2 separate regions of the Homo sapiens genome follow, and region 2 is linked to region 1. A link is an interaction called in ENCODE POLR2A ChIA-PET data of the cell type or tissue named here. Cell type or tissue: PC-9. All regions are shown on one strand.

The links. ChIA-PET counts read pairs that join two places held together with the same protein. Peaks named below come from ENCODE experiments on the same cell type or tissue, not always from the same donor. Only the 100,000 strongest peaks of a DNase experiment are listed, where the experiment ranks them.
Region 2: POLR2A ChIA-PET joins it to region 1 with 12 read pairs; 2 of 35 experiments call an interaction of 5 or more read pairs at or near these places.

What each region holds. Positions count from the first base shown.
Region 1 is chr1:43,342,188-43,344,687 of GRCh38, reverse strand. The region is part of intron 6 of MPL (MPL proto-oncogene, thrombopoietin receptor); the gene reads right to left. Among named protein-coding and RNA genes, the nearest start is that of MPL, 5.6 kb to the right of the region's middle. In PC-9, no CTCF peak of the experiment used is centred here; a DNase peak (open chromatin) is centred at 1,167; H3K27ac peaks cover 2,032 bases.
Region 2 is chr1:43,802,009-43,804,508 of GRCh38, reverse strand. The region is part of intron 3 of ST3GAL3 (ST3 beta-galactoside alpha-2,3-sialyltransferase 3); the gene reads right to left. Among named protein-coding and RNA genes, the nearest start is that of MIR6079, 35 kb to the left of the region's middle. In PC-9, no CTCF peak of the experiment used is centred here; no DNase peak of the experiment used is centred here.

The DNA.
Region 1 (2,500 bases):
ACAAATAATTGATACTATGTGCCAATTGGTACTGTGCCAGGCCCTATGAGTGCATAGAGGAATAAGGTTCAAAGAGCTCTAATTTCAGTGGGAAAGACAGAAAAACAAACATGATATTTTTCTGTGATGTGCATAGACTGGCTTGGGAGCATCAAAGGGGAGCATCCAACCCAGACTGGGAGGGTCAGGGAATGCTTCCTGGATACGGCGATGTTTAGACTGAGTTTTGAACTAAAAATAGGATAGGCAAAAGGGACAAACAGGCATCCCAGGCACATGGTTGTGCATAGATAAGAGAGTGTGGTGCTTTGGGGGAAATTCTAAGTGGTGCAGATGGTTTTCGCATAAAGGGCCTGGTGGTAGGTGGTAAATGTGAGACTGCAGACCATGTCATGGATGGCCTTATGGCCTTTCTGGGGAGCTTGAACTTGAATTACTACTAACCTTGTGGTAGTTATGTAGACATTTAAGGATTTTAAGCAGGGAAGTGCCATAGCTACCTTTGTACTTTAGGAAGATCATTCTAACTACAGTCTGTAGAAAGGATTTGTGAGGGCCGACTAGAAGCAGAGAAATCCATTATGACATTCTTGTAGTTTTTCATGTGCAAAGTGATGAGGATGTGAAAATAGGGTAGCAGCAGTGAGAGACAGGGAAAGAGATGATTGAAGAGATATTGAAAAGGTAAAAATGACAAGACTATTTCTGGTTAGGCCTGGAGGGTATTGGAATGGGAGAAGTCCAGGATGATTTCTATTTTTCAGTCCAGGAAAACTGAATTCATGGTAGGATCGGAGACAATAAAGAAAAAGCAAGTTTTTTTTTTCTTTTTTTTTGAGACAGAGTCTTCTCTCTGTTGCCCAGGCTGGAGTGCAGGGGCACGATTTCAGCTCACTGCAACCTCCGCTTCCCGGGTTCAAGCATTTCTCCTGCCTCAGCCTCCCAAGAAGCTGGGACTACAGGCGCGTGCCACCACACCCGACTAATTTTTGTATTTTTAGTAATGATGAGGTTTCACCATGTTGGCCAGGCTGGTTTCCAACTGCTGACCTCAGGTGATCCACCCACCTCGGCCTCCCAAAGTGCTGGGATTACAGGTGTGAGCCACTGTGCCCAGCAGGAAAAGCAAGTTTTGATAGAGGAAATGATGACTTCAGTTTTGCTACCCTTTAGTCCACTCAGGCATCTCAATCCTATGGATATGTATGCAGTTATTAAAAAGAATGAGTTACATCTTTTTGTAATGATCTCTGAGACATGTTTTTAAGCAAAAAGGTGAGTCAACAAACCATATATGTAATGTAATCCAATTTATATTTAAAAATTAAATATTAGGCTGGGTGTGGTGGCTCATACCTGTAATCCCAGCACTTTGGGAGGCTGAGGTGGGTGGATCACTTGAGGTCAAGAGTTCGAGACCAGCCTGGCTAACATGATGAAACCTCGTCTCTACTAAAAATACAAAAAATTAGCTGGGCATGGTGTCGCACATCTATAATCCCAGCTACTCGGGGGGCTGAGGCAGGAGAATCGATTGAACCCTGGAGGCGGAGGTTGCAGTGAGCTGAGATCACACCACTGCACTCCAGCCTGGGCAACAGAGCAAGACTCCATCTCAAAAAAAAAAAAAATATTACATGTTAGGCTGGGCGTGGTAGAGGGGCTGAGATGGGAGGATTGCTTGAGCTCAGGAGTTTGAGACCAGTCTGGGCAACATAGGGAGACCTTGTCTCTACTTAAAAAAAAAAAAAAAGAAAGAAAGAAAGAAAGAAAGAAAATGCCTGTAGTCCTAGCTAATCAGGAGGCTCAGGTGGGAGGATCGTTTGAGTCTGGGAGGTCGAGGCTGCAGTGAGCCATAATCATGCCACTGCACTCCAGCCTGGACAACAGAGCAAGACCCTATCTCAAAAATAATAAAATTTAAATGTTGTATAGAGATGTATGTAAATACATAGAAAAAAACTGGAAGAATACATTTAAATAGTTAATAGTGTTCAACAATTTTTTACCAGGCACCTACTATTGGTAGGTGAGAATATATTGGTGAATAAAAACCCATTGATCTTGCCCTCATGGATCATATGTGGTCAAGATCAGCCTTTCTCAACTGGAGTTCTGAGAGATTTGTTTTTTTTGAGACAAAGTCTTGATCTGTTGCCCAGGCTGGAGTGCAGTGGTGCAATCATAGCTCACTGTAACCTCAAACTCCTAGGCTCATGCCATCCTCCCACCTTAGCCTCCCAAGTAGCTAGGAATACAGGTGCCACCATGCCTGGCTAATTAAAGAAATTTTGTAGAGACGAAGTCTCACTATGTTGTCTAGGCTGGTCTCAAACTCCTGGCCTCAAGTGATCTTCTCACCTTAGTCTCCCAAAGTGCTGGGATTACAGGTGTGAGCCACTGGGCCTGGCCAGATTTTTATTATCAACCAAATAATCATATAAACTATAAATATGAAAGTATGACTATGATAAGTACTTAAGAAGGAGAGGTACGGCCA
Region 2 (2,500 bases), 460 kb before region 1:
CTGCTCCATCTCAACCAAGGTCTTTACCTGACAAGCACTTTACTCTCAGCCCCAGCCTCATAGTCATGTTACTGATTATTCAGTCTGTGTGTGGCCCCTCACAGAGTTCCCTGACTAGCAGGAAAATTTAAGCATCATCTTTAGGAAGTGTAAATGAGAAAAGAAAGCAATCAGGAAGGCATAGGCATTATACTCCAGGAATACAGGAGCAGAGCTTCTCTACTGCTGGGGTTGGGCAAGGTTACAGATCCCAGCGCATCTCCTTTATACAAATGTGTTCTTAGAGTTGCATGTGAATTTGCCTTATACAGAGGAACTGCTATTTTGAGTGTACCAACACTTCAGGGACTATTCACCTCTCGGGTAGTGGCATGAAAGTCTGGGTCTCACCAGCAGCCCAATGATCCCAGATCTGTACAAAGAACAGAACACTCTAGGAATCCCAGGCCAGCCAGGCACAATATGCACTCATATTCCAGCTCTCCTAGCACCTGAAGATACTCTCCTCCCCAGGTATGAAAGCAGAAAGCCAGCAGAAGTGTTTAGTCTGATGGCTTAGGCTTCCTGCTTTGGCCAGGCTGGAAAGCCCAGGATTACAAAAATCACTGACCAAGGAGCACGTGTGTCTCTGCCCAGCTCCAGGTGGGGAGTGACATGGCTGATGCAAATCCCTGACCTTCCCCTCCTGCACGTGCACCAAGTCAGAGCTGTGAATGCACAAAGTGCTTTTTCAGACGTCTTTGAAATTAACCATTAACTCTTCCATTGCCGCCTTAAAGGAATAAGTCAGTCTAGATGTCATAGCAAAAGATTCATATAACTTGTTGGATGAACACTGGAACACTGATGTAAACTCTTAAAAGGTTCAGAAACTGGACATAAACAAAAGGATCCCATGCATTAAAGTGTGAATACATGTAATAATGAAACCTTGTTACATATAAAGCAAAATTAACAGAACTAAAAGAAAATGACACCGTTGGTCTACCATCATAAACCACTGAAAAATCGGGCTCACAAAGTCTGTGAGAATTCAGAAGATTTGAACAGAACAATTACTAAATTTAAACTAACAGACATACAGAGAACCTTACATCCAACAAATGGTGAATGCACATTCCTTTTTTTTTTTTTTGAGGTGGGATCTTGCTATGCTGCCCAGGCTGGATTCAAACTGCTGGGCCCAAGTGATCCTCCCACCTCAGCCCGAGTAACTGGGACTCTAGGTGCGTACCACTGTGCCCGGCCTACAAGACATGTAGGGAGCATTTACAAAACCCGACCAGGCTAAGCATGGTGGCTCATGCCTGTAATTCCAGCATTTTGGGAGGCCAACGCGGGCGGATCACAAGGTCAGGAGTTCAAGACCAGCCTGGCCAATACAGTGAAACCCCGTCTCTACTAAAAATACAAAAATTAGCCAGGTGTGGTGGCACGTGCCTGTAGTCCCAGCTACTTGGGAGGCTGAGGCAGGAGAATCATTTGAACCCGGGAGGTGGAGGCTGCAGTGAGCCGAGATGGCGCCATTGCACTGGGCGACAGAGTGAGACTCTGTCTCAAAAACAAAAACAAAACAAAACAAAAACCAACCAACTGTGAGGCCATAACATAGGGTCAGCCTCCAACTCTTAATTTAAAATTTAAGTATTGAGAAGCTATTGCATGGAATAACATTTTATTGCCGGCAACAAAATACTGTCAGTTATTTCCCTTGAAGTGATAATGCTCACTTTCATTACTGAGAAAATGTCTGCCAAATTCCAAAGTCTGAAAAAACCACAGTCTGTCAATTGTACTTTCAAGTAAAAATTATGTTCCATGAAAAATGTTGCATGAAAAACTCATGGAGCAGAGTGTTGCCCAAGAGGCTGCTGGTCAGTGGCAGGCCAGCCAGGTGGGGACTCCCAGGGGAGCACAGCTCCAGGTGAAGGGCAACACACCTGTTCTCACATATTGGGTAGTATCGCTGCTTATGTGCATTGAATGTAGCCTTTTATGATCTCCAACCAACTCCAGGGTGACTGCTCTAAGAATTCATATACATTTTGCAACAGAGCTTCACGCTATTTTGAAATACCTGATACAAAAAAGTGAGATTAGATTTGAAATCCATTTGTTCTAACTGAAGAAATTTCAACCTTACAATTTTGATTAAGGAAAAGGAAGAACTGTTGGATTTTTAAAATATAATTTCAACTGCTGTAAACATCTGAATAAGTATAAAAATGATTTTATATTTTTGTCAGTTATTTGTGTGAGTTTTTGATGATAACTGAGTATTTTTTAAGAGAGTATCATTAAAAAGCCTTGACAGGAGTTATGTGAAGCCTTCCCAGACAAAACTCCTGAATAAAAATTTATGAACACCGAAACAAGCTCTAGTTTTTAATTAAAAACTTGAAAAGATTTTTATGGTATAGCAATTCAATATTTAATAAATTTCTTAATACTTTGTGTTTCATTTTGCTCATCATAGTTCTTTTTGGTTTGTTTGTTTGTT